2 separate regions of the Homo sapiens genome follow, and region 2 is linked to region 1. Evidence: chromatin contacts called from ENCODE Hi-C or POLR2A ChIA-PET data. All regions are on one chromosome and are shown on one strand. Each heading gives the region's core, a stretch centred on a gene start or an enhancer-like site at or near the end of the contact. The rest is flanking DNA. Distances are from core to core; before and after follow the strand shown.

The links. Hi-C counts contacts between places; a loop is a spot of excess contacts on that map. ChIA-PET counts read pairs that join two places held with the same protein, here RNA polymerase II (POLR2A). Pooled maps may share reads with other maps.
Region 2: a pooled map shows a loop between it and region 1 (3-fold over the local background). The contact joins the enhancer-like site here to the promoter of PLIN2 in region 1. A Hi-C loop is called at or near these places in 2 of 50 pooled maps. POLR2A ChIA-PET finds 5 or more read pairs at or near these places in 2 of 52 experiments (A549 and Panc1).

Annotation. Positions count from the first base shown.
Region 1 is chr9:19,126,242-19,128,741 of GRCh38, reverse strand. PLIN2 (perilipin 2) reads left to right here and starts at 1,250. Exons shown (of 8, transcript NM_001122.4): 1 at 1,250-1,323; 2 at 2,294-2,345; 3 at 2,433-2,500. The coding sequence starts at 2,316. RefSeq lists a silencer at 912-1,471 and enhancers at 984-1,493, 1,494-2,004.
Region 2 is chr9:19,428,791-19,433,622 of GRCh38, reverse strand. All of the region lies in intron 3 of ACER2 (alkaline ceramidase 2), which reads right to left. Among named protein-coding and RNA genes, the nearest start is that of ACER2, 22 kb to the right of the region's middle. Within about 2 kb of position 2,127, at least 12 of the 41 ENCODE cell types and tissues checked have a DNase peak (open chromatin) inside an H3K27ac peak, as active enhancers do.

The sequences.
Region 1 (2,500 bases), core at 1-2,500:
ACAAAACAACAACAACAAAAAAACACAACTGGGACTCAGATGACGTTTTAAGTTGTCTTTGAAAAACAATGCATAACCCTGCACGTATAAAGTTGCCTATGTCACATAACCCTAGGCAGCTGTCATTCTGGAGTGATCTGGAGTTAAGTTTTTTGTTTTCTTTTTCTTTTTTCTTTTCTTTTTTTTTTTTTAGACAGGGTCTCAGTCACTCAGGCTGGGGTGCAGTGGTACAGTGGCGCGATCTCGACTCATTGCAGCCTCGACCACCTGGGCTCAAAAGATTCTTTCACCTCAGCCACCCACCCGCCTGCCCCCAACCCCGCTAAACAGCCGGGACTAGCTGGGACTACAGGCGCGCGCCACCACGCTGGGCTGCTTTCTTTGTATTTTGAGAGAGACGGGGTTTCGCCATGTTGGCCAGGCTGGTGATTCGCTCGCCTCGGCCTCCCAAAGTGCTAGGATTACAGGCGTGAGCCACCGCGCCCAGCCGCCACAAAACTTTTAAAAGTTATTACTTCGCTAAAAATAACAGCGTAGAAGCCATTGTGCAGCGCCACGCGATCTCGGCTCACTGCAGCCTCGACCTCCCAGGCTCAAGCGATCCTCCCATCTTAGCCTCGCAGGTAGCTGGGGCCACAGGCGCACGACACCACGCTGGGCTATTTTTTAAAATAAAATAAAAATCTTCGCCAGGCTGGTCTCGAACTCCTAGGCTCGACAGATCCTCTCGCCTCAGCATCCCAAAGTGTTGTGATTACAGGCGTGAGCCACCGCTTCCATTTTTAGAGTTCTATTCTGAGGACTAACGCCGTTCAACAAGTTGGTGTGAATTTGTTTGCATTTTTCAAAACCCCAAAGCCGGCCTGGGCGCCATCCCCATTTGCCCCGGGCCTCTCAGGACCCCGACCACAGGCAGGACCCCGACCACAGGCAGCGCCCCGACTCCAGGCAGCGCCCCGACTCCAGGCAGGGCTACCTCCAACTCCCAGCCTCCCCAGGCCGGGCCCCCGCCCGGCTCCCGACAGGCTCCTCTCCCCGTGGCGGGGCCCCTCGCCCAGGCAGCACACCCTCTCAACCCGACCGGGCCCCCACCACTCTAGGAGGGCCGGCGTTGGGGGAGGGCGCCGGGACGTGCCCGAGGGTGACACTCGGGCTTGGGACAGGGCGTGCTGCCGCGGGTCACGTGCTGCGGAGGCTTGGGGAGGGGCGGCGAGGCGGGGTTTATAGCCCGGGCGCCCGCGGGCCCCACGCTTTGACCGGGTCGTGGCAGCCGGAGTCGTCTTCGGGACGCGCCTGCTCTTCGCCTTTCGCTGCAGTCCGTCGGTGAGTGCGCGCCCAGTGGGTGCCCCAGCGAACCGGTCCCGGGCCCCCAGCGGCGCCCAGTTGGGGTGGGGGGCTCCCCGGGGCCTTGGGACCGCTGCTCTGCTCCCCGCGGGGCTCAAAGGTGGACGGGACGCGGGGGTGATGGTCCGAGACCCCCCGCTCGCCTCGCGGCTTCCAGGTCCTGGCTGGGTAGGGGCGGTCTGCTGAACCCGCGCTTTCGACCCTTGCCTTTGTGCGTTGAGGCTTCTTTCCTGCCAACAGATTTAGGGCGATTGCTATCGAATGTCCCTTGGCCTGCTTGGGTGGTTGTGGGAAAACAATATTTGTCGAAGGGACATTATCGAAAGGGAAACGCGTTAGAAAACCGCATTTTTTTTTTGACGGAGTCTCGCTCTGTCGCCCAGGCTGGAGTGCAGTGACGCCATCTAGGCTCACTGCAACCTCCGCCTCCCGGGTTCAAGCGATTCTCCTGCCTCAGCCTCCAGAGCAGCTGGGATAACAGGCGCCCGCCACCACGCCCGGCTAATTTTTGTATTTTTAGAAGAGACGGGGTTTCACCACGTTGGTCAGGCTGGTCTTGAACTCCTGACATCAAGCAGTCCACCCCCCTCGGCCTCCCAAAGTGCTGGGATTACAGGCGTGAGCCACCGCGTCCGGCTTGGCTAGCATTTTTGTTAACAGATACTCGGAGAAACAAGAGAAGTATGTCAACAACTTTACTTCTCCCTCCTGAGTATTGCAAGTTTACACATAAGCTCTGAAACTTTGCCTCAAAAGAGGGAGTGGGGTTGTGTGGGTGTGGGTCTTTCAGGAGGGGGACCTGGAGAGCTGGAGAGAGGAAAGAAGTGCAGAAGACTACAGGGAGCTCACCCTGCATTTTTCTCTACTTGTAATCAGCATTTGCTTGGGTTGGGGAATGAATTTGGGAGAGTCTTATCCCGGTGTTCTGAAATAAGTCTCTTTTCTGCAGATTTCTTTCTCCAGGAAGAAAAATGGCATCCGTTGCAGTTGATCCACAACCGGTATGAATTTTGAGTAGCCTTTGTCTACTTTCTCTCCTTTTGTGTTTTGAGAGATTAATAAGCATACCCTCCCTACTTTGATTGCAGAGTGTGGTGACTCGGGTGGTCAACCTGCCCTTGGTGAGCTCCACGTATGACCTCATGTCCTCAGCCTA
Region 2 (4,832 bases), core at 878-3,377, 300 kb before region 1:
GGAATAGAAAGGGAGGAAAGGTGGGGAAAAGATTGAGAAATCGGATGGTTGCCGTGTCTGTGTAGAAAGAGGTAGACATGGGAGACTTTTCATTTTGTTCTGTACTAAGAAAAATTCTTCTGCCTTGGGATCCTGTTGATCTGTGACCTTACCCCCAACCCTGTGCTCTCTGAAACATGTGCTGTGTCCACTCAGAGTTAAATGGATTAAGGGCGGTGCAAGATGTGCTTTGTTAAACAGATGCTTGAAGGCAGCATGCTCATTAAGAGTCATCACCACTCCCTAATCTCAAGTACCCAGGGACCCAAACGCTGCGGAAGGCCGCAGGGTCCTCTGCCTAGGAAAACCAGAGACCTTTGTTCACTTGTTTATCTGCTGACCTTCCCTCCACTATTGTCCTATGACCCTGCCAAATCCCCCTCTGTGAGAAACACCCAAGAATGATCAATAAAAAAAAAAAAAAAAAAAAAAAAGCCACTCACACTCACTGGCCTAGGAATTCCACTTCGAGAAACTTAGCCTTAGGAAATAATCAGATATTTTCAAAATTATTTGGCCATGAGAATGGTAAAATTACAGTCAACCTACTTCACTGAAGGTGAGATATGGATAGCTGTTTTCTTCGTGCGATTTTTCCGTATGTTTTCAGATGTTCGATTTCTCTGTATTTTTTCAGACGTTCTACAGCAGGGTTTAACAATTTTTTTCTATGAAGGGTTTTTGGGTTTGGGCTGGGTATGGTGGCTCACACCTGTAATCCTAGCACTTTGGGAGGCCAAAGTAGGAGGATGGCCTGAGCCCAGGAGTTTGAGTTTACAGTAAGCTATAACCTAAAAATAAAATAAATTTTATATATGTATATTTTTAATTAAATATATTTATATATATGTGTAAAGAATATATATTATATATTTTATATATAACTATATTATACATATCTATATATAGCATAACTATATGGTTATAAGTATAATTAAATATGTGCATTAATAAATATGTGTAATTATATTAAATAAAAATTATATTTAATAAATCATATATATACACACACATACACCCACACACACACACATATATATATAGGTTTTGCAGGTCCTAAGGTCTCAACTACTCAACTCTGTCATTACAGAGAATAAGTAAATGAAGGAGCATGGCTGGGTGCCAATAAAACCTGATTTGCAAAACAGAACCCTTTTGGCCCACAGGACATAGTTTGTCACCCCCCGTTCTACAAAGTGAACATGTATAACTTTCATAAGTAAAACAGAGACCATTCACAAACCATAAAGCAACCTAGTTTAAAAGAAAATTTGTCCTACATGTCTAGCACACCCAAAAAAAGTTTTAAGAAAAAATTCCAATAGACTAAGAAAAAATAGTCTATATTTACTGACAACCTACAAGTCTAGTATGCACTAGAATTTACATCGACAAGTTTTTGAAATGACAAGTCTTAGACAAATAATTGATACTATCTTCACACCCCTCAGTGGAGGTCATTTCAGTAGAAAGAGCCGGAAGTGGCGACGTGATCCTAGACACGCTCTTTCTTCTCTCCCTGGGACCCATTTCCTTATCTGTAAAACGAAAAGGCTGGACTAGATGATTTCCAAGGCCTCATTCATGACTTCAATTTAGGAGTACATGATTTTCCTGAAGTTTCTGTTATTCCTCATTAGCACAATTTACTTTGGCCAAGAGCCCCTGGAACAGGTCACAGTTAAGAAGCCAATTTGAATGAAATTCCATTATAAAGAAATCAAAGGGCATTGAACCCTCAAAATACAAATTTATCTTTTAAATACGAAAGCCATTCATCATCAAGGCACAGGAAATCATTGATCAAACTGCCAACTTTCAGACTGGAATGAACAGGAATTATAGCTCTGAACCTCTACCAGAGGAAAAAATATATGTGGGAAAGGCTCCAGGCAGCTAATCCTCAGGAGAGGCATGTTTTTCTCCTGGCCTCGGCTGCTGTTCTTCGTCTACTGGAGGAAAGGCCGCCTGCTCCAGCCTCAGGGTGAGGGCCCACAGCCATCACGTGCAGGGCCCTTGGGGACCCACAATAACTCTTCCACTGGGTTTGACGCATGCCAAGGCAATTGGGCCTTTTTCATTAGGATAAACACATAATCAGAAATGTCCAGAGTGCGTCACCTCTCTGTACCCAAAGTGCATCACCTCTCTGTACCCAGCGGTTTAAGAATTACGCACAGGTCAGAGAGGGTAACAGAGTGATTCAAGGCATAGGTGTTCCAGTGAGACCGATATGCATTCAAATCCTGCCTCCATTGCTTAGTAGCTGTGAGACCTTTGGCAAGTAACTCAACTCTTTGAGCCTTTCCCACATAAAAATTAAGACACTCTGCCTCACAGTGTTTTTGTAAGCATTAACACAGTGCCCAGTACATATTATGTACTAATAAAATTCATTATTACTGTTATCCTTACCATCATTTTAAATATAAATACCACTTTAAATAATATTATTGTTGTTGATATCATACTCTCAGGGAAAACGTAACTGAGCTGCTGTTGCAATCACCAAAGGCTCCACAGAGTACTGCCAAATGGTTTAAAGGCAGTAAGCTTGAAAAAAACATGGGTTTTTGTTGTTGTTGTTGTTTGGTTTTGTTGGGTTTTTTGTTTTTTTGTTTTTTTTGAGACAGAGTCTCACTCTGTCACCCAGGCTGGAGAGCAGTGGTGCGATCTCAGCTCACTGAAACCTCTGCCTCCTGGGTTCAAGCGATTCTCCTGCCTCAGCCTCCGGAGTAGCTGGGATTACAGGCACCTGCCACCACCCTAAGCTAATTTATGTATTTTTAGTAGAGATGGGGTTTCACCATGCTGGCCAGGCTAGTCTCAAACTCCTGACCTCAGGTGATCCACCTGCCTCAGCCTCCCAAAGTGCTGAGATTACAGGCATGAGCTACTGCACCCAGCTGCAAAACATGCTTTCTTTAGGGAGGCCATCTGCAGATGCCTCCCCACGTCAAGTCCAGAAGGTGTACAGGAATGTGCTGGCCAACAAGGACATCCTGTGAACACAAGCAGCCGGGAGAAGTAAACAGAGGCTATGTGGCCAGCAGAAAACCAGTCAGCCAGCCCAGCAGACCCCAGAGTCAACAGAGGCCCTGGGTACAAGAGAGCTAGAAATATCCAGGAGTAAGAGGCCCCAACAGGGTGTTTTTCTAAACTGTGATTGATGACAGCCTCTGGTCCTGTTTTCAACTTTCCAGCCCATTAGGGTCTCACACTGAAACACAAGGTCAGGAAACCCTTAGCATCACTGCTTCCTGTATTCTCTAATCCAAAATCTAACAACCCAGTACCATCATCAAAATATTTTTATAGTAAAGCTGTTACTGTTATCATTTACTACCCTTTAAAGTAGTGGTTTTCAAGCCTATAGCCTGTGTCCCTTTTAACCAAAGTAAAGCTTTGTTTTCAGACTTGAAAACCACTATCATTGGCTTTTTTACACAGTAAAAAGGGACACAGGGTATAGGCTTGAAAACCACTATCATTGGCTACTCTTTAAAGCAGTGATAATTTCATTTCATTTCTGAAATGAAATGAAATTTATAGATGATAAAACCTCCCATCGTAATGACCACCAAAAACATGTCCACAAGCTTTATAAATGTCTCATAAGAACTGGAAATGTCCCTGGTTAAGATCCACTGCTATAAGCTACCAAAACATAATCTATTTAGAACAGCCAGCCCTTGATAGTTACAGCAATATAGCATTTGGTCATGAAACGGACCTCAGAGAGCTACTTCAACCCTGTTATTTTATAACTAAAGCACTAAGGCCCAGAGAGTTTAAGATTCCAGCCTCAACTCATCCAGGAAGAATGCTAGCAGGGCGGGCAGATCCCAGACTGCTCCCTTGCTATTCAAGATTCAAAAAATAAAGTGGATTTTATCTAAAGATAAAATCATAAAAACTATAGCAGAATAAATTATTTAAGAAGTGGATACAAGGTTGGGCACAGTGGCTCATGCCTGTTATCCCAGAACTTTGGGAGGCCAAGGTGGGAGTATCTCTTGAGCCCAGGAGTTTGAGACCAGCCTGGGCAACATGGTAAAACCTTGTCTCTACAAAAAATACAAAAATTAGCCAGGTGCAGTGACAGGCAGCTGTGGTCCCAGCCACTTGGAAGGCTGAGGTAGGAGGATCACTTGAGCGCAGGAAGCAGAGGTTGCAGTGAGCCATGACTGTGCCACTGCACTCCAGCCTGGGCAACAGAGTGAGATCCTGTCTCCAAAAAACAAAACAAAAAAAGTAGATACAATTAGCCTATAATAGTTCCTTGTTCTCATTTTTTTCTTAAAATAAAAACTCTAAAAATTATTAATAACCATCAGCAATTCAGTATATGTCCTAAAGAGTCTCAGGACATTTTAGGCAAGATGAAAGAAAGTTTTTTTCTATAAACCCAACATTTATATCCTATTGACATAATGAACATTAATAATTTCCCTACATAAAATATGTACAACTATTACATATCAATAAAAAATTCAGGCCAGGCACAGTGGCTCATGCCTGTAATCCCAGCACTTTGGGAGGCCGAGGCGAGCGGATCATGAGGTCAGGAGTTCGAGACCAGCCTGGCCAACCTGGTGAAACCCTGTCTCTACTAAAAATACAAAAATTAGCTGGGCATGGTGGCAAGTGCCTGTAATTCTAGCTACTTGGGAGGCTGAGGCAGGAGAATCATTTGAACCCAGGAGGCAGAGGTTGTAGTCAGCCAAGATCGCACCACCGCTCTCTAGCCTGGGTGACAGAGCAAGACTTCATCTCAAAAAAAAAAAAAAAAA